2 separate regions of the Homo sapiens genome follow, and region 1 is linked to region 2. A link is an interaction called in ENCODE POLR2A ChIA-PET data of the cell type or tissue named here. Cell type or tissue: Panc1. All regions are shown on one strand. Each heading gives the region's core, and the rest is flanking DNA. Links, peaks and the distances in the headings are about the cores only. Region 1 has its middle 14 kb from the start of ARID1A. Region 2 has its middle 65 kb from the start of ARID1A.

Region 1 (10,787 bases), core at 1,344-9,343, 52 kb before region 2:
GGCTGGAGTGCAATGGCCCGATCTTGGATCACGACAACCTCCACTTCCCAGGTTCAAGCGATTCTCCTGCCTCAGCCTCCCAAGTAGCTGGGATTACAGGCATGCGCCACCCCGCCAGGCTAATTTTTGTATTTTTAGTAGAGACGGGGGTTTCTCCATGTTGGTCAGGCTGGTCTCGAACTCCCAACCTCAGGTAATCCACCCGCCTTGGCCTCCCAAAGTGCTGGGATTACAGGCATGAGCCACCATGCCCGACCCAGGAGAAACATTTTCTAAACAACTAAAAATATGCAGGGGACCTGGATAATAAGGGAGGTTTGTTTTCTATTGTGTTTAAGGTTTTTACTTCTGTGTTTTTAACCCCAGAAAACACACACTCGCTCTCTCTCTAAATATATATATATTTTTATATATATATATATGTATGTATACTTTTTTTTTTAGGGATCAGAGACGCTGGCCAGGATTAAGGTTATACCAAACATATTCCACACTGCCATTTTCCAAACTAAATGAAATAGCAAAAACGTGGAGAAGGAATTTACAGGAATGGAGTACTACAAAGACAGATGAAAACTCTACAGAGGTGTTCTTCTTGGAAGTGAGTGGGAGTAGGAGATGAGGAAAGGAAAGTTAAAGGCTTATGCCCTACTCAGTATTCAAAGCAAGGAGCATATAGTTTGAGAGCTAGCTCTACTTTTGAGACAAATGTCTAGACTTTCATTCTAAGTCAGGTTTCCAAATGGCTGTATCCATTCATAAACTGTAATAACCAGGATTTCAAATAGACTCACAAAATCCAGTTATAAGGACTATGTCTGCTTAGAAGCATCAGAGCAGAGGGTCCCCTCCAGTAGAATAGCCATCTCTTCACTATGATATTTTGAAACCAGTTTGCCATTTTCCACTTTTTGGTTTGGGATGTCAATCCTTTCATTCAGTTTACTATAAATGGGAGATCCTCTTATAATTACTCTACTATGATATACAACATTGAGTATACACTACTGTTGTACCTCCCATAAAGTACATTATAAGCTGATATCTACTTAAAAGGAAAAACATACCTCCAAAATAGTACAAGCCTGTTGGATTCAATATTTGTTTATAAGTTCCTAGCACTCAGATCAAGATCCCTCATTTTGTCAGGTACAGTGGCTACTCGGGAGGCTGAGGTGGGAGTATTTCCTGGGGCCTGGAATCCAAGGCTACAGTTCGCTATAATTGTGCCTGTGAATAGCTACCACACTCCTGGGCAACACATGGAGATGTCATCTTTAAAACAAAAACAGGCCAGGCCCGGTGGCTCACACCTGTAATCCCAGCACTTTGGGAGGCTGAGGCGGGCTGATCACTTGATGTCAGGAGTTCAAGACTAGCCTGGCCAACATGGTGAACACCCGTCTCTACTAAAAATACAAAAATTAGCTGGGCTTGGTGGCAGGCACCTGTAATCCCAGCTATTTGGGAGGCTGAGGCATGAGAATTGTTTGAACCCGGGAGGAGGAGGTTGCAGTGAGGCAAGATCGCACCACTGCACTCCAGCCAGGGTGACACAGCAAGACTCAGTCTGAAAACAAAACAAAACAAAACAAAACCCTCATTTTCCAAGAAAGCCCATGAACAAAGAGAAGAAAAACAAGGAAAAACTGAAGACATGGCAACTCCTATTTTATGGGAACTTAAAGAGGTTTTGGTGAGTACAAGGAAAATAATGAGGTTTTTTTTGTACTTTGAGGTCACTGGTATAATTATCAAAGGTATTAATATCAACATTATTACTACTCTGATACTCAGGTTCACACATTAGTCATTTTTTTCTTGTAGAGGATAAGATAATTAAAGTAACTTATCCTTTTCTTCTGCTCTTCCCTTTCCTTCTCGCTCTTCTCTTTTTTGTTTTTCTTTCTTTTTTTTTTTTGAGAGGGAGTTTTGCTCCGTTGCCCAGGCTGGAGTGCAGTGGCGCGATCTCGGCTCACTGCAACCTCCACCGTGCCCGGCTAATTTTTGTATTTTTAGTAGAGATGGGGTTTCACCATGTTGGCCAGGCTTCTCTCAAACTCCTGACCTCATGATCCGCCTGCCTTGGCCTCCCAAAGTTCTGGGAATCACAGGCATGAGCCACTGCGCTGGGACTTTTCCTTTTTTTTTTTTTTTTGTCTCAGGGTCACTTAGGCTCTCACACTGGGTGATTATACTTGGACTAAATAGCACAAAAATGTACACAATGTAAAATTTATACCACACCGTATGCTCTCAAACTCAGGCTCCTGTACATAACAGTGCTCATGCCAAGGATTCCTGCATGGTTTTGAAACCCAGTGCTCCTAAGGCAGCTATGTGGAATCATAAGATATTTGTTCTACTGATTCAGCTAAGTCTGGGTTTAGAATGGTCCTTGGTCTTTGTAGCAAGAGAAACATCTGTCCACCAAAATGAATGGCTAAGATGCGCCAAATCAAATAATTTCCTTAATTGGACAGATGAGAAAGGAAAGAGCAAGCCCCACTTAGAGTCCCTTTCATTGGAACTCCCCAACAGAATCCTGGTGCTAGGTGAGGAAACAGAATAAAGTCTTCCAATGAGGAAACAGAATAAAGTCTTCCAATCTTTCAATCCTTGCTACTGAAAGACTAGAATTTGATCATTAGATCAGTGTTTGGTGGGTTTCAAAATTAGTGACCTGGGAAGTCCCAGACTGGCAACCAGCACTTCCTCACTCCATGAAAGTGTGGCTGTCCCTTTCAGCTAGTTCGTTCCTTCAGTTCAGCCTTTTTGAGTGCCTCACCTAGCAGCGACACAAAGCAGAACAGTTACCTGAAGAAATTTTAAATATTCAAAGCTGCATTGACTATGTAGACCCCTTGTTTTATTTTTCAAGTTTGAAAATATGTGTTCAACAGAATTCTCTATTTAAAAAAAAAAAAGATTTTAGGGCAGGCGCAGTGGCTCATGCCTGTAATCCCAGCACTTGGGAGGCCGAGGTGGGAGGATCACGTGAGGTCAGGAGTTCAAGACCAGCCTGGCAAACACGGCAAAACCCATCTCTCCCAAAAATACAAAAATTAGCCGGGTGTGGTGTCATGCGCCTGTAGTCCCAGCTACTTGGGAGGCTGAGGCAGGAGAATCACTTGAACTCGGGAGGTGGAGTTGCAGTGAGCCAAGATTGCGCCACTGCCCTCCAGCCTGGGTGATAGAGAGGGACTCTATCTCAAAAAAAAAAAAAAAGTTTTTAAAAAATGGCATCTCCAAACTCAATTTTCTTTTTATTTCTTTTTTTTTTTCTTTTTTTTTTTAAATTGACATGGGGTCTCACTCTGTCACCTAGGCTGGAGTGCAGTGGCGTGATCTCAGCTCACTGAAGGCTCTACCTCCTGGGCTCAGCAACCCTCCCACCTCAGCCTCCTAGTAGCTGGGACTACAAGTGTACACCACCACACCTGGCTAACTTTTGTATTTTTGCTGGAGATGGGTTTTTGCCATGTTGCCCTGGCTGGCCTCAAACTCCTGGGCTCAAGCGATCCTCTCACTTCAGCCTCCTAGTAGCTGGGACTACAGGTGTACACCACCACGCCCAGCTAATTTTTGTATTTTTGGTGGAGACAGGTTTTTGCCCTGTTGCCCTGGCTGGCCTCGAACTCCTGGGCTCAAGCGACCCGCCCGCCTGAGCCTCCCAAAGTGCTGGGATTGGAAGTGTGAGCCACCATGCCTGGCCCCAAACCCAATTGTCTGTTATAGCATTTGTAAAAGTATTTGTTAACTATGTGATGTTTACCTTAAACTCAAAACATTTACCAGTTGACAGCATTAGACTCCTAATAATTTAGAAAAGAGAAGAAAACAAATTCTTAAGTTCTATACTGCTTAGGCATTCATATGGGTAGTGCTGGGTACACAGTAATAGAAAGTTGTTGGCAAGAGGTCAAATTTATAAAAGTATATTGAAAAATTATTTTAAAAGGAAAAAGCAAGGTCCAGCATGGTGGCTCACACCTGTAATCCCAGCACTTTGGGAGGCTGACGGTGTAGGATCACTTGAGTCCAGGAGTTCGAGACCAGCCTGGGCAACATGGTGAAAAAACCCGTCTGTATCAAAAATACAAAAATTAGCCAGGCATGGTGGCATGTGCCTGTAGTCCCAGCTACTCAGGAGGCTGAGGCAGGAGGATCACTTGAGCCCAGGAGGCAGAGGTTGCAGTGAACTGAGATTGTGCCACTGCACTCCAGCCTGGGCAACAGAGTGAGACTCGTCTCCAAAAAAAAAAAAAAAAAAATTGAAAAAAGGAAGAAGCAGGCTGGGCATGGTGGCTCGCCCCTGTAATCCCAGCACTTTGGGAGGCTGAGGCGGGTGGATCATCCTGGCTAACATGGTGAAACCCCATCTCTACTAAAAAATTAGCTAGGCATGGTGGAGCGCACCTGTAGTCCCAGCTACTCAGGAGGCTGAGGCAGGAGAATAGCTTGAACCTGGGAGGTGGAGTTTGCAGTGAGCTGAGATCAGGCCATTGCACTCCAGCCTCGGTGACAAAGCAGGACTCCATCTCAAAAAAAAAAAAAAAAAAAAAGGAAGAAGCACATTTCACTAACATGGTATGGTGTGCTAGAAACTTGCCTGTGACAGTATATGTCACATTTTCTTCCCTAGACGAGGAAAATCAGGGAGATAAGGTCAGCCTAAAAGTTGAAAGAATATAAAAACAAAATGAAAGCAAACAAATTGGGCAGCCTCTTGGGTCTGTCATTATAACACTCAGAGGAGACTAGCTCAAGTATTACATGGGAGGACAAGGTGCCTGGGTGATCACCTGGTGCTCCAGTCTGTGAATCTCCTGGGTCAGAGTGCCTCAAGAAGGAAGCCACAGTCCTCACTCCAGACCAAGTTGTGTGCCAGTGATGTACAGTACTAGGAATCCTTCTTCCATGGGGAGCTATTGAGGAGCAACTCAGTTCCAAAACAGGGTTTTCCAAATTGCCTCACTCTATAAGCTTCCCTGAGGGCCAGGCATTAGGAGAACTTGCCTGGTGTACCTGTAAAGGAAAAGGAAAACAACAGAGGCCACAAACCACAATGATGTAACTAAGTATGAAAGAATTTGTAACAAAAATAAAAATAAATTTTGTTGAATTATTTCAGCTTTACACTTAAAAATCAGAGACCAAAATTCCTTTTTGAATTTCTTTTTCTTTCTTTCCTTCCTTCCTCCCTCCCTCCCTCCCTTCCTTCCTTCTTTCTTTCTTTCTTTTTTTGTTTTGTTTTTTGTTTGTTTGTTTTGTTTTGTTTTGCTTTTGAGATAGAGTCTCTCTCTGTTGTCCAGGCTGGAGTGCAATGGCATGATCTTGGCTCACTGCAACCTCCGCCTCCCGGGTTCAAGTGATTCTCCTGCCTCAGCCTCCCGAGTAGCTGGGACTACAGGCGAGTGCCACCACGCCCAGCTAATTTTTTTTTTTCTTTGTATTTTTAGTAGAGACGGGGTTTCTCCATGCTGGCCAAGATGGTCTCAATCTCTTGACCTCATGATCTGCCTGCCTCGGCCTCCCAAAGTTCTGGGATTACAGGTGTGAGCCACTGTGCCTGGCCTTTTTTTTTTTTTTTTTTTTTTTTTTTTAAGACGGGTCCCGTTTTTTCACCTAGGCTGCAGTGCAGTGACTGGAATGCAATGGTGTGATCATGGCTCACTGCAGCTTCGACCTCCTGGGTTCAAGTGATCCTCCCACCTCAGCCTCCCAAGTAGCTGTGACTACAGGAGCACACCACCACACTGGGCTAATTTTTCTGTTTGTTTTTTTGTAGAGATGGGGTCTCACTATGTTACCCAGGATGGTCTCAAACTCTTGAGCTCAAGCAATCCTCCTGCTTAGAGGTGTGAGCCACTGCAACTGGATCCTTACTGAATATTCTAAACTTTTACTTTGTTTTTTTTTTTTTTTTTTTTTTGAGACAGGGTTTCACTCTGTTGCCTAGGCTGGAGTGCAATGGCACAATCTTGGCTCACTGCAACCTCTGCCTCCCGAGTTCAAGTGATTCTCCTGCCTCAGCCTCCTGAGTAGCTGGGACTACAGGCAGGTGCCACCGCGCCCAACTAATTTTTTTGTATTTTTAGTAGAGACGGGGTTTCACCATGTTGGCCAGGCTGGTCTCAAGCTCCTGATCTCAAGTGATCCACCTGCCTCGGCCTCCCAAAGTGCTGGGGTTACAGGCATGAGCCACTGCACACAGCCTAAGCTTTTACTTTGAATCACTTTATTTATTTATTTATTTATTTAGAGACAGACTCTTGCTCTGTTGCCCAGGCTGGAGTGCAGTGCCATGATCTCAGCTCACTGCAACCTCTACCTCCCAGGTTCAAGTGATTCTCTTGCCACCGCCTCCTGAGGAGCTGGGATTATAGACGCACACCACCACGCCTGGCTAAATTTTGCATTTTGAGTCGAGATGGGGTTTCCCCATGTTGGCCAGGCTCGTCTTGACCTCAGGTGATCCACCTGCCTTAGCCTCCCAAAGTGCTGGGATTACAGCTGGGCCCTTTTTTTTATTTTTATTTTTATTTTTTTTTTGAGACAGGGTCTCACTCTGTTGCCCGAGCTGGAGTGCAGTGACATGATATTGGCTCACTGTAGCCTCAACATCCTGGGTTCAAGTGCTCCTACCACCCCAGCCTCTGGAGCAGCTGGAACTACAGGCACACATCACCATGCCTGACTAATTTTTGTATGTTTTGTAGAGACAGGGTTTTGCCATGTTGCCCAAGCTGGTCTTGAACTCCTGACCTCAAGTGATCTGCTTGCCTCACCCTCTCAATGTGTTGGGATTACAGGCATGAGCCACTGCACCCACACATAGGTGTGTGTTGTCTTTTATTTGGATTGGTTCCAAATAATACATCGCTTCCAAATGATACAGGCTGGATGTGATGGCTCATGCCTGCAATCCCAGCACTTTGGGAGGCCGAGGTGGGCAGATCACCTTAGATCAGGAGTTCAAGACCAGCCTGGCTAACATGAAGAAACCCTATCTCTACTAAAAATACAAAAATTAGCCGGGCGTGGTCATGGGCCCCTGTAATCCCACCTACTTGGGAGGCTCAGGCAGGAGAATCATTTGAACCTGGAAGGCAGAGGTTGCAGTGAGCCCAGATCCTGCCACTGCACTCCAGCCTGGGTAACAGAGCAAGATGCCATCTCAACAAAAGAAAAAAATTATATTCCATATAGATATTACTAGAGGTCTAAACGACAGTGATGTCTTCAAATGAAAGAAGAAAAAATATCTTAGGGAAGCATCTCTTACAGAACCAAAATTTGAAGATTTGGGAGATTTAGAAGATTTAAAAGAAAATATGGAGTAATATAAACATGAAAACGAAAGTGTGGTAGATCCTTCATCTCACACAAATTTTGCCACATTGATAGATGCTATCTTGGGCCAGGCATGGTGGCTCGTGCCTATAATCCCAGCAATTTGGGAGGCCAAGGCAGGGGGATTGCTTGAGGCCAAGAGTTTGAGACCAGCCTGGGCAACATAGCCAGACTTAATCTCCACAGTAAAAAAATTTGCCCAGCATGGTGGTTCATGCCTGCAGAACCAGCTACTGGGGAGACTGAGGCAGAACTGCTTGAGCCCAGGAGTTCGAGGTTACAGTGAGCTATGATTGCACCATTGCACTCCAGCCTGAGTGACAGAGCAAGACCCTGTCTCAAATAATAATAATAATAATAATAATAGAAGCTATCTCACAAGTGACTATTATGTGTGTGCTATATAGTCTCTAATACTCACAAAAATCCAATAAGAGGCATTATTATGTCCTATATAAGCAAAGAAACTGAGGCTCATATAGATTATGTAATTTAAGGTTACAATACTGGTAAATGATGGAGTCAGGATTCAAACTCAGCTCTCTTATAAATTCTGAATTCTGAGGTTTTCAATAAAAATGTGCAATAAATCCAATAATGTTAGAAATGTACTTTTTCAAGGTACTAATATTAACTGTTAGTAGAAGCATCTGTGTGTGTGTGTGTGTGTGTGTGTGTGTGTGTGTGTGTGTGTGTACTGATCCCAATCAAAGAATATAATTTCTTTGGGTCTCTTAGAGCTTCTCATTTCTGAGTGTGATCCTAGGATTAGCAGTTTAAACCTCACCTTGGAGCATCTTAGAAATGCACAATCTCAGGCCCCACTTCAGACCTTCTGAAACAGAATCTGCATTTTGACAATATTCCAGGTTATTTTTCTGCAAATTAAAGTTTGAAGCCTGGCCAGGTGTGATGGCTCATGCTTGTAATTCCAGTGCTTTTGGAGGTCAAGGCAGAAGGATTGCTTGAGGCCAGGAGTTTAAGACTACTCTGGCCAACAGTTATATAGAGACCTGGTCTCTAAAATAAAATAGTTTGAGAGGCACGGTCTTTTTTTTTTTTTTTTTTGAGACAGAGTCTCACTCTGTCACCAGGCTGGAGTGCAATTGTGTGATCTCTGTTCGCTGCAACCTCTGCCTCCCGGGTTCACGCCATTCTCCTGCCTCAGCCTTCCAAGTAGCTGGGATCACAGGTGCCCGCCACCACGCCCAACTAATTTTTTGTATTTTTAGTAGAGACGGGGTTTCACCGTATTAGCCAGGATGGTCTCAATCTCCTGACCTCGTGATCTGCCCACCTCGGCCTCCCAAAGGGCTGGGATTACAGGCGTGGGCCATGGCGCCCGGCTGAGAGGCACTGTCTCAAGGATGGGTGGTTCCCTTCCAGTTACTAAGGAGGCTAAGGTGGGAGATCCCTTGATTCCAGGAGGTAAAAGCTATAGTAAGCCTAGAATAAAAAAGCGAGACCCTGTCTCAAAAAAAAAAAAAAAGATGGGTGGTTCCACGAAGAGGGATGCCTCTTACTCCCATTGTGGCCATCCACATTCATAGGACCAGGGAGGGGAAAGATGGTAAGAATGCACTCACATTATAACCTTTACTGTCTGATTTTTAAATAAATGTTCATCAGTCATTTTTTATGACAGCTTTGAAATATAATTACAATTCACCCATCAAATTGTACAATTCAATGGTTTCAGCATATTCAGAGTTATGCAACCATCACCACAATCAATTTTAGAACATCTCATCATCCTGAAAAGAAACTCCATACCCTTTAGCCTCCTCTCCCCATTCTCCCCAGCTTCAAGCCCTAGGCAACCATTAATCTACTTTCTGTACGCCAGGGGTGATGGCTTACACCTGTAATCCCAGCACTTTGGGAGGCCGAGGTGGGCAGATCACCTGAAGTCAGAAGTTTGAGACTAGCCCGGCCAACATGGTGAAACCCCATCTCTACTGAAAATACAAAAATTAGCCAGGTCTAGTGGCAGGCACCTGTAATCTCGATTACTTGGGAGGTTGAGGCAGGAGAATTGCACGAACCCAAGAGGTAGAGGTTGCAATGGGCAGAGATCGCAAGACTGCACTCCAGCGTGGGTAACAGAGTAAGATTCCATCTCAAAAAAAAAAAAAAAAAAAAGAAAAGAAAAGAAAGAAAAATATCTACTTTCCATTTCTACAGATTTGTGTATTCATGGACATTTTTTAAAAATGGAGTCATATAATATGCAGTCTTTTGTGACTGGTTTCTTTCATTTAGCATACTGTTTTCAAGTTTCATCCATGTTGTTCACCTGTCTCAATCCTTTCTCATAAGTGGTAGCATTCTTCCAACAGATGTGTGGGTGCCAGACAGCAATGTGACCCTCTCACCCACTCCTCCCAGTGGAGTTCCTGACTACCGTCGTTCCCCTACGAGAAGCCTTTCTCCTCCCGTTACTGACTACTCTAGTAAGGAGGACTTTAGCAGAGTTCTTTTTTTCCATTTTCTCCCTGGGACTTAGCAGCTCAAGTGCAGCTGGCCCTTGGCCAAGCTTCCTCTCCAAGACACCTGCAGGTGCTACCAGTGCTGCCACCTTATGCCCATTTCTTGAAGTAGTGGACACTGGATCAGGCACTGTCTTCCTCCCTGAGAGCCCTGCTCTTTGCTGTGTTCACAATCAAGGTTGTGACTCATGACAGAGTGTGACCAGGAGAGGTCGAGGGTGTGCTGTGTGGGAACTCATGCCTGGTACCTTGAAACAACCAAGAGGCAGAGAAAGAAGCAAGCGCAAATGCACATGGAGCTCAAGAGGAGCGTGATTTTAAATCTCTCTTCCTGATTATCTTGGCTGTTTCTTCAGCTTCCACTTTTCTTCCTCTCTTCAGTTCACTTTCATTTCCCTATGTTACTCCTCAAAGAATAGGGAACCTACACGTCTCTCACTGTTCATTTCCACCTGGATTGTTTTCTCTTGTCACGTCAAGGGGTACAACTGTATACTTAGACATTTGGGTATGCTTAAGTTACTTCTATAAAAAAGAATCAGTCTAAACATTCTGCCCTGCTGAATGGCAAAACAAGGAAAAGGTTTTCTGTTTTCCAAAAAAATAAAGATGTTCTTCCTGAATAAATAAAGCTACCCAAACACAAATTTTTAAGAAACACACTTAAATTATCAGTCCCAAAGAAAAACTAGCATAGTAATTAAAATACTTTCCCTAAATGTTCATGCCTGAATCTGGGACCTTGTCAAAGTTCATTCTGGGGTGCATAGTTCCATTACAGATTATCATGCACGACCCTGAACTCCCTGAGTAGACCGTATATCTCCACTTCAAGCTCTTATTCCTGGGAAAATCTTTCCAAATTAAGGCTGCAGGCACTTATCTACCTCAGACTCTCATTGCCACTCTATGATATTTATTCAAGAAATGTTTGTATACTAC
Region 2 (10,787 bases), core at 1,355-9,354:
GGGAATGCAGCCTAGTAGGTCTCAGCCTTATTTTACCCAGCCCCTATTCAAGATAAAGTCACTCTGGTTCAAATGCCTCTGACATATTTCTCCCCTCCCTTTTACAAGGGGACTCTTAATCCTAAGGGTTTTAGAGGGACAAAAATCCATCTTCCGTAACTTCTTCAGGCTAAACAGGGACAATGATATTCCTGCCTAACTACTAGGGTCTCTTGTATTCAGGGTAGAGAGGAGCTCAGTCAGGAAGCATCAGTATAGTAAGGACCATTCATAACTATGAATTTCGACAAAAGGGGATATCTGGAAGATTAACAAGGATTAAATTTAAGAAAACATTGAGGGGGAGGAGAGGTTGGAGGAAAAAAAGAAAAAAGAAAACATTGAGTAAGCTTATCCTGCATTCCTACACAAAGGGTACAACAGCAATATATTCCACAACAGTAAAGCAAAATAAGAAAAATTATCCCAAGTAAACTAAATAAGAAGGCTTTCCATTAACTGAGCAATTGCTGGAATCAAGCTAATATGGAATCACTAGCTGATTCCAGTACGTGCCCAGAATTAGAATACTGATCCAGATTTTTACACTATCCATCCCTCTTGTTTCTTCTGAGCTGCAGTCAGAGATCACTGGTTGATTGGCAGGAATAACCAGGGTTGGTATAAATTGCAGAAAAAAAACCCTCAAAAACAACTGATGAGACTAGACTCTAATAACAGGTGTAGCATATTTCTTAAAACATAATTTTTTGGGCCGGGCGCGGTGGCTCACGCCTGTAATCCCAGCACTTTGGGAGGCCAAGGCGGGCGGATCACAAGGTCAGGAGATCGAGACCATCCTGGGTAACACGGTGAAACCCCGTCTCTACTACAAATACAAAAAATTAGCCGGGCACGGTGGCAGGGGCCTGTAGTCCCAGCTACTCGGGAGGCTGAGGCAGGAGAATGGCATGAACCAGGGAGGCAGAGTCTGCAGTGAGCCGAGATAGCGCCACTGCAGTCTGGCCTGGGCGAAAGAGTGAGACTCTGTCTCAAAATAATAATAATAATAATAATAATAATAATAATAATTTTTCGGCTGGGCGCAGTGGCTCACACCTGTAATACCAGCACTTTGGGAGGCTGAGGCGGGCGAATCACAAGGTTAAGAGTTCGAGACAAGCCTAGCCAACATGGTGAAACCTCGCCTCTACTAAAAATACAAAAAATTAGCTGGGCGTAGTGACAGGCGCCTGTAATCCCAGCTACTTGGGAGACTGAGGCAGGAGAATCGCTTGAACCCAGGAGGCAGAGATTGCAGTAAGCTGAGATTGTGCCACTGGACTCCAGCCTGGGCGACAGAGTGAGACTCTGTCTCAAAAAATACAAAAAACAAAAAACAAAAAAAAACTACACATAATTTTTCTCTCTCCAGTCCTCATTTTTATTAAAAACAAATCATGATAGGACTAATTTGTTTGCAAAATAAGCTTTAGTCTTATTATACTTGGCCTGATTATTTGCATAAAGCACAGCAAGAATAATAATTTCCCATATAGGCTCATTTGTAAATTGGCTTTGATGGAACTTTGTTCCATGAGAAATCTCAGGTAAGAATTTTTTTTTTTTTTTTTTTGAGACAGAGTTTCGCTCTTGTTGCCCAGGCTGGAGTGCAATGGTGCAATCTCGGCTCACCTAAACCTCCACCTCCCGGGTTCAAGTGATTCTCCTGTCTCAGCCTTTCAAGTAGCTGGGATTACAGGCATGTGCCACCATGCCTGGCTAATTTTTTTGTATTTTTAGTAGAAACGGGGTTTCACCGTGTTAGCCAGGATGGTCTCGATCTCCCGACCTCAGATGATCCACCTGCCTCAGCCTCCCAAAGTGCTGGGATTACAGGCATGAGCCACCATGCCTGGCAAGATAAGACTTTTTAAAGCCTTAAGCTCGGCCATGGGTTTGTGCCATCAAATACCTATATGAGTAAGGTAAATTCCTCTCCTCTTGAGGTCCAAAGATAACATGGGGTTCCTAGGCTTGTCAGAACGTGACATTCTTTACTTATCATCATAGGTCAGGAACCCTGTAACCCTGCACAGGGCCTGCGTAGACAAGGTATGAGAACATTTTTTTCCCCAAGTGTTTTTTTTTTTGGAGACAGAGTCTTGCTCTGTCACCCAGGCTGCAGTGCAGTGGCATGATCCCGGCTCACTGCAACCTCCGTGGCCCAGGTTCAAGCAAATCTCCTGCCTTAGCCTCCTTAGTAGCTGGGATTACAGGCATGCGCCACCATGCCTGCCTAATTTTTGTATTTTTAGTAGAGGTGGAATTTCACAATGTTGGCCAGCCTGGTCTTGAACTCCTGACTTCAGGTGATCCACTCACCTCAGCCTCCCAAAGTGTTGGGATTACAGGCGTGAGCCACCGTGCCTAGCCCCCAAGGGTTTTTTGTTTGTTTGTTTTTTGAGACGGAGTCTCACTCTGTCGCCCAGGCTGGAGTGCAGTGGCGCGATCTCGGCTCACTGCAAGCTCCGCCTCCTGGGTTCACGCCATTCTCCTGCCTCAGCCTCCTGAGTAGCTGGGACTACAGGCACCTGCCACCACGCCTGGCTAATTTTTTGTATTTTTAGTAGAGACGGGGTTTCACCATGTTGGCCAAGATGGTCTTGATTTCCTGACCTCGTGATCTGCCCACGTCGGCCTCCCAAAGTGCTGGGATTACAGGCATGAGCCACCGCGCCCAGCTCCCCCAAGGGGATTTTATTAGCTCTATAAGTCAACTTCAATTCCTTAAAACAGTCTGTTTGTACCTGAAAGCATGCCATTTCAGTCAAAGCCTTGATAAATTAATGAGTATCTCCAACTGTGTTCTGTTACAAAAGACAGATTTTTTTTTTTTTTTTTTTTTGAGATAGTCTTGCTCTGTCACCCAGGCTGGAGTGCAGTGGCACGATCTCAGCTCACTGCAACTTCTGCCTCCCGGGTTCAAGTGATTCTTCTGCCTCAGCCTCCAGAGTAGCTGGGATTACAGGCACCTGCCACCACACCCAGCTAATTTTTGTATTTTTAGTAGAGATGGGGTTTCACCATGTTTGCCAGGCTGGTCTTGAACTCCTGACCTCAGGTGATCCACCTGCCTCGGCCTCCCAAAGTGCTGGGATTACAGGCATGAGCCACCACGCCCAGCCAAAAGACAGATTCTTATTGCACTTATGCAAATAACTGTATTGCCATAAGTAAGAATACTTACAAACAGTTTCCAAAGTTTGGAGAAACCAGGGAGAAAGGAAGATGCTCCAAATTTTGTTTGTAGGAGTATACTTTAAAAACAATTCAGTTGACTGAGAATAAAAGAACTTTTTTTCTTCAGAAAAATAAGATCCAAGAAGTGAAAAAAGCATAAAAACCTTTTAATATATGCATAGTTTGGATATCTACTTTTAATTAAGCTGACTTAACCAAATCTTTTATTATCAGACTCTAGCTAGGCCAAACAGCCTATATTTCTGGCTTTTGAACTTTACCAAAGGTAACCTCCCAGGTGTTCAGAGAAGAAAAAATTCAAGATGGGAAGTCAGAAGTTGTACATAGAGGGGAAGGAAATCAACAAGTGGCAAAGGTCACACAAATATCAACCAGAAAGTATTTATTCTCTAGGCTGAAAATTTAACCCAGGGTGCCATTGTGAAAAGACAAAACCTTAGCTACTAAGCTACAGCATTAGGCAGTTTCCATTGCTCTTCCCAGACGGAGCCTAGAGCAGTCAATTTTGAGCTTGCAAAGGCTTTTAACTACTCAAGATAATTTTTAGAGCTAACTATGACATGAACTCCAAAATTCCTGTCCTCTGGATGGCGGAAACCAAGAGAAAGTACCACCACGTGGTTACAAGGTCAAGCTCCCAAGGACATAAAACAAGACAAGAGGGAAATTTTATCCAGTTTTTGTTTCAGGGACCTCCAACAAAGTTTGTAACTGACCAGTTTGCCAGGCTGGCTTGAACAGCAGGCTTATGAGGCCCTAAGTCCATGTTCTATCCTAAGGTACTTCTTTTTATGACAGAACAATACAGAAAGATAAATTCATAGCACAAAGCACACCACATTTGCTATAGCTTAAGACTAGCCTCATGAATCTTTAATTAATCAAAAATTTGCAGAGGAGACAATGATTTTTACTGTTCCCACAACCAGTTTGCACAGAGGAGAGGCCAGAAGTCTGACTGGTAAGAAACTCTTACCCTTTTGCCAGCATGCCAGGTTTCTGGGGTTCCCTTTTCCTTTTTTTTTTTCTCTTTTGTGAGATGGAGTCTCACTCTGTCACCCAGGCTGGAGTGCAGTGGCACGGTCTTGGCTCACTGCAACCTCCACCTCCTGGGTTCAAGCGATTCTCCTGCCTCGGCCTCCCAGATAGCTGGGATTACAGGTGCATACCACTATGCCCAGCTAATTTTTGTACTTTTGTACATGTTGGCCAGGCTGGTCTTGAACTCCTGACTTCAACCTGAACCACCACTCCCAGCCGGGTTCCCTTTTCCTGAGTGGCCCTAGCAACCCTGCTTGCTGCACCATAGCCCTGGGGGCCTAGCCACAATACAAAGGAAAATCATCGCTGGGCACAGTGGCTCACGCCTATAATCCCAGCACTTTGGGAGGCTGAGGCGGGCGGATCATGAGGTCAGGAGTTCCAGGCCAGCCTGGCCAACTTAGTGAAACCTGGTCTCTACTAAAAATACAAAAATTAGCCAGGCATGGTGGCGCATGCCTGTAGTCCCAGCTAGTCGGGAGGCTGAGGCAGGAGAATTGCTTGAATGAGGAAGGTGGAGGTTGTCGTGAGCCAAGATCGCGCCACTGCACTGCAGCCTGGGCAACAGAGTGAGCCTCTGTCTCAAAAAGAAAGAAAGAAAGAAAGAAAATCATCGTTTTCCATTTCACGGAACCACAGGCAAAAGCCTCTCAATTTTGCAAGATGCCACCCAACTAGCTGCATGGGGGAACCAAATTAACCTTTCCCATTCCAACCAGAGCAAAATACGTGTCACAAAACATAGACATTAGCCATTCCCCTTAGTGGCCAATATTTAACTGGCAAAGCTCAAACTTGCCTCCGGTTGGGCCCTGTCATCTTTGATCCACTCAGTATGGGGTGGAATGACCTCCAACCAGGAATTTCAACATGTGGTCTCTGGGCAAGAAGGAAGAATAGACAGTTGCCCTGAGTACAGAAAAGACAGGAAAGGGAAAGGAGTCAGAGAGAAAGAGAAGCATTGCCTGCAGTGGGGTGGGGAAGGCTAGGAGCTAGGGAGGCCAGAGAAAGGCCCACCCATTGCAGCGACACTGAATCAAAAGCTCAGGTGGCTGCTTGTGAGTCAGGAAGGGATTTTTTTTTTTCCAGCAGTCCCATCAGCTCTCAAGTTTCTCCCTTTGGGGAGAAAAAAAGCTCCCCATATCCCGTGATTCTATACTTGCCTAATCCTGTCACCCACAGCCATCAGCAAAGATTGCAAGGCAGATTAATCCAAACAGAATGGTGGTTAACATCCCATAGTGCCAAATCCACTTTTAACCAAGAGGGACTTTACCGAGGGAGGCCTTGTTTTTTTATAAATTGAGACGAGGTCTCACTATGTTGCCCAGGCTGGTCTCAAACTCCTGAGCTCAAGTGATTCTCCTGCCTCAACCTCCTAAAGTGCTGGGATTACAGGTGTGAGCCACCGCACCCAGCCTAACCCCATAAATCTTAGGAAGGACTCTAACCTTCCTAAGTTGGGAGGCTGAGGTGGGAGGATCACCTGAGCCCAGGACGTCAAGGCTACAGTGAGCCATCATCACACTGCTACACTCTAGCCTAGGCAACAGGGTGAGACTGCATCATAAATAAATAAATAAATAAATAATCTAAGGTCCAGATAGAATGTGGGTGCTGAGAGGCTGGGCGAAGTGGCTCACACCTGTAATCCCAGCACTTTGGGAGGCCGAGACGGGTGGATCATGAGGTCAGGAGTTCAAGACCAGCCTGGCCAAAATGGTGAAACCCCATCTCTACTAAAAATACAAAAATTAGCCAGGTGTGGTGGCGGGCACCTGTAATCCCAGCTACTCAGGAGGCTGAGGCAGGAGAATTGCTTGAACCCAGGAGGTGGAGGTTGCAGTGAGCCAAGATCGTGCCATTACACTCCAGCCTGGGCCACAGAGCAAGACTCCGTCTCAAAAAAAAAAAAAAGAAAGAAAGAAAAAGAAAGAAAAGAAGGCTCCCAGGTGGTGAAAGCTAATGTAAGCCAAGATGGAAATTTGGAGGAATCTGAAGCCTAGCAAGAATCTCATAGCGATTGTCAGCATAGAAGAACAGCCAAGGTAGGGAAAGAAAACTGAGAAGTTGGAGAATAAAGAGCAGGTGACTCTTGAGCTGTCTTTAAGTGCTTCTACTAATGAAGTAAGAGAAGAGAAAATATGCCACTACTTCGTAATATCATTACTGATATTAGGTTGAACCATATGAAATTGTTGATATTCGATTGCTATGAAAATGACAATTTCATATGGTCTAACTTAATATTTTACATTATCTCATTTGGAGACAAGGAGTGCTCACACTGACGACAATTAGCAGTTAGCCGATTTATGTGGAAAATGATAGATTTGATTTCTTAATTTTTTGACAAAGCTGATATTACTCAGTTAACCACTAAAACTATTAAGTTCTATTATTGTGATTAGATTAAACCCTTTAAGAATGTAATTTTGATGCAACCATAAAAAAGAACATGATCCTGTCTTTTGCAGGAACATGGATGGAGGTGGAGGCTATTATCCTCAGCAAACGAATGCAGGAACAGAAAACCAGACCGCATATTCTCACTTATAAGTGGGAGCTAAATGATGAGAACTTATGAACACAAAGAAGGAAACAAGAGATACTGGGGTCTATTTGAGGGTGGAGGGTGGGAGGAGGGAGAAGAGCAGAAAAGATAACTATTGGGTACTGGGTTTAAGCAGAAAAGATAACTATTGGGTACTGGTTTCATCCTGGGTGATGAAATAATCTCTACAACAAACCCCCATGACATGAGTTTACCGATGTAACTGATATTTACATGTATCCCCAAATCTAAAATAAAAGTTTAAAAAAAGAATATAATTCTGAGATGCTATATTCTCCTTTTTTTCAGTATATTATGCCTTAGTTGTCTACCAATTAAGGAAACTGAGTCATAGAATCACAGAAATGAAAACCATGCAATTATCTTTTTATTTTATTTTATTTATTTTTTGAAATGGAGTCTCTCTGTGTCGCCCAGGCTGGAATGCAGTGGCACGATCTCGGCTCACTGAAACCTCTGCCTCCCAGGTTCAAGCAATTCTCCTGCCTCAGCCTCCCAGGTAGCTGGGACTACAGGTGCACACCACCACGCCCAGCTAATTTTTGTAATTTTAGTAGAGATGGAGTTTCACCATGTTGGCCAGGCTGGTCTCGAACGCCTGACCTCAAGTGATCCACCTGCCTCAGCCTTCCAAAGTGCTGGTATTACAGACATGAGCCACTGCACCAGGCCAATTATCTTTAGAGTAGATAATATTTATGAGACCTTGAAATGCAGTGGCTTACAGAAAGAAATTTAAACAATAATACATCATTATATGGGAGAGGGAGTACAAATAATACCATATAAAAGAAACAAACCATATGCAGGAAAAGGCTGGCAATAAGAAAGACATTGAGCCTACAAAAGGTAAAGGATATTCCAAACTCCACAGCTCAAAAACTTCAAACTGATCTTTGCCTAATCACGAAGGAACTGAAAGAAGCATTTAGTTACGTTACTCTGGTTCCCTAATAAAAGGAACTAGCTCTAAGGAACTAAAAAACTAAAAAAGAGAAGTAAAAAGGGGTGGCTCAACCTTTGCCATCCAAAAAAACACCAAAGGATTCAGTTGGTGTTGTAAAACGAGGACTGACTTCTGCAGATCTGGGTTTTGGCCCTAACTCTGCCACTAAATTGTTGTGTGACCTTCAGCAAATCTTCATCTTTCAAAATCTGAATTTTCACCTCTTCAAAATGAAGATGTGGAACAAATGATCTAAAACAATATAATTTCCAACTTAGAGAAAAATTTCAAGAACAGTACAAGAAACTCCCAGAAGTCCTTTATCCAAATTCATAAATTAATTACATTTTGCTCCATTTGCTTTATTATTCTCTCTTTACATACATAGTTATAAATATATGCACATTTTTTCCTGAAATATTTGAGATATATTCGAGACTCATTACCCCTGAGTGTATTTCTTAATAACAAGGTCGGCCGGGCGCGGTGGCTCAAGCCTGTAATCCCAGCACTTTGGGAGGCCGAGGCAGGTGGATCACGAGGTCAGGAGATCGAGACCATCCTGGCTAACACGGTGAAACCCCATCTCTACTAAAAATACAAAAAAATTAGCCAGGCGTGGTGGCGGGCGCCTATAGTCCCAGCTACTCGGGAGGCTGAGGCAGGAGAATGGCGTGAACCTGGGAGGCAGAGCTTGCAGTGAGCTGAGATCGCGCCACTGCACTCCAGCCTGGGTGACAGAGCGAGACTCCGTCTCAAAAAAAAAAACAAAAAAAAAAACAAACAAGGTCATTGTCTTATGTTACCACAGTATAGATATAAAAATCAGGACATTTAACATTGATGTAATACTATCAACTAATTCATAGTCCATATTACATTTCGTTAGTTGTCCTAAAAATATTATTATTTTGATAGAGACAGAGCCTTGTTCTGTTGCCCAGCTGGAATGCAATGGCTGAATCATAGTTCACTGCAACTTCAAACTCCTGGGCTCAAGCAATCCTCTTGCCTGCCAAGTAGCTAGGCCTACAGGCATGTGCCACCACATCAGGCTAATTTATAAATTTTTGTTGTAGAGAGTAGGTCTCACTATATTGCCTAGGCTGGTCTCCAATTCCTGGCCTTGAGAGAGAGCCTCCTGCCTCAGCCTCCCAAAGTGCTGGGGTTATAGGCATGAGCCCTAAAAATATGATATAAGACTATTTTTTTCCTGGTCTGGAATCAAATCCAAGATCACATACTGCCTTTAGCTGTCATGTCTCTTTTGTCTACCTTAATCTGTACTAGTTCCTCAGTCTTTTCTTTCTGTTTTCTGACCTCGACATTTGTGAACAGTACAGGCCAGTTATTCTATAAAAGGCCCTCAGTTTGGGTTGGTCTGAGATTTTCTCGTGATTAGATTCAGCTTGTGCATTTTGGGCAGGGTTACCATTGAAGCAATGTTGTGTCCTCAGTGCTTCTTATTAGGAGGCCCATGGAAGTCAGTTGGTCCTAATATCAGTGATATTAGGTTTCATGACTTGGTTAAAGCAGTGGTAATGAGGTTCCTCCACTATTTTCCCTTGTAACTATTAAGTAACTTATGGACAGATACTTTCCTATGTAAATAACCCTCTCCTTATCAAACTGCCACCCACTAGTTTTAGCATCCACGAATAAGTTTCTTACTCCATCATTCTATCTATATTTACTAGTTATCATCCTATTGTAAGGAAAACCTTGCCCTTTCCCTACATTTATATTATTATTCACCTAGAGGCTGATGATAAAGGAAATGTCTGAATTCCATTATGATAAAGCTGACAATTGCTATCAATTTTTCTATAGGTGTTGGTCTACAATGTGATTTTCCCTCAAGAAATTAAATAGTGCCACTGCTCTCCAGTTCAGTAATACATGAACCACAGCATTTTGACTCTAATGTACATGGGCCATTGTTGTAGGTTATGAATATCAATACAGTAATATACAAAGGTTCTTAAAATTAACCTTGGATTTAATAAGAGGTAACACATTTTCACATATAATTTTTTCATTTTACTTAAGAAAGACAATGTTCTTGGGGTTCTTCCGATTAAAGTTCTGAATTTAAATATTAGAAATAAAATAGGACTGAAAACCCAGTTACATTATCTTATAGCACCAACCCCATAAGAGGTATCAGTTTGCAGACCAGGATGTAACAATGAGGTTGAAGTTGCAGTGAACTCTGGACACAGAGGCAGAAGCTTGGCAGAAATATTTTAAAGGAGCCAAAAGAAACTAAAGCTCATAAGGTCACATCAGAAAGGTAAATTTGAAAAATACAGTTTAAATGCAACGCTTTCTAAATTGGTCAAAAAGTACTTAGGTTTCAGTTATATGTTCAATCACTTGACTGTAAAGTGATTTTCTTTCTTTATTTAATTTTTTTTCTTTTTTTTTGAGATGGAGTCTTGCCCTGTCGCCCAGGCTGGAGTGCAGTGGCGTGATCTCGGCTCACTGCAACCTCCATCTCCCAGGTTCAAGCAATTCTCCTGCTTAAGCCTCCCAAGTAGCTGGAATTACAGGAATGCCCCACTATGCCCAGCCAATTTTTTTGTATTTTTAGTAGAGATGGGGTTTCACCATGCTGGCCAGGCTGGTCTCGAATTCCTGACCTCGTGATCCTCCCGCCTCGGCCTCCCAAAGTACTGGGATTACAGGCATGGGCCACTGCACCCGGACCTTTAATTTTTTTTTTTTTTTTTGAGACGGAGTTTTGCTCTTGTTGCCCAGGCTGGAGTGCAATGGCGCATCTCGGCTCACTGCAACCTCCACCTCCCAGGTTCAAGCGATTCTCCTGTCTCAGCCTCCCGAATAGCTGGGATTACAGATATGTGCCACCATGTTTGGCTAATTTTGCATTTTTAGTAGGGCTAATTTTGTATTTTTAGTAGAGACGGGATTTCTCCATGTTGGTCAGGATGGTGTCGAACTCTTGACCTCAGGTGATCCACC

Evidence for each region. ChIA-PET counts read pairs that join two places held together with the same protein. Peaks named below come from ENCODE experiments on the same cell type or tissue, not always from the same donor. Only the 100,000 strongest peaks of a DNase experiment are listed, where the experiment ranks them.
Region 1: POLR2A ChIA-PET joins it to region 2 with 28 read pairs; 34 of 35 experiments call an interaction of 5 or more read pairs at or near these places.

What each region holds. Positions count from the first base shown.
Region 1 is chr1:26,676,871-26,687,657 of GRCh38, reverse strand. No RefSeq gene overlaps it. Among named protein-coding and RNA genes, the nearest start is that of ARID1A, 14 kb to the left of the region's middle. RefSeq lists an enhancer at 9,668-9,717. In Panc1, for the core only: no CTCF peak of the experiment used is centred there; no DNase peak of the experiment used is centred there; H3K27ac peaks cover 876 bases.
Region 2 is chr1:26,625,202-26,635,988 of GRCh38, reverse strand. No RefSeq gene overlaps it. Among named protein-coding and RNA genes, the nearest start is that of ARID1A, 65 kb to the left of the region's middle. In Panc1, for the core only: no CTCF peak of the experiment used is centred there; no DNase peak of the experiment used is centred there.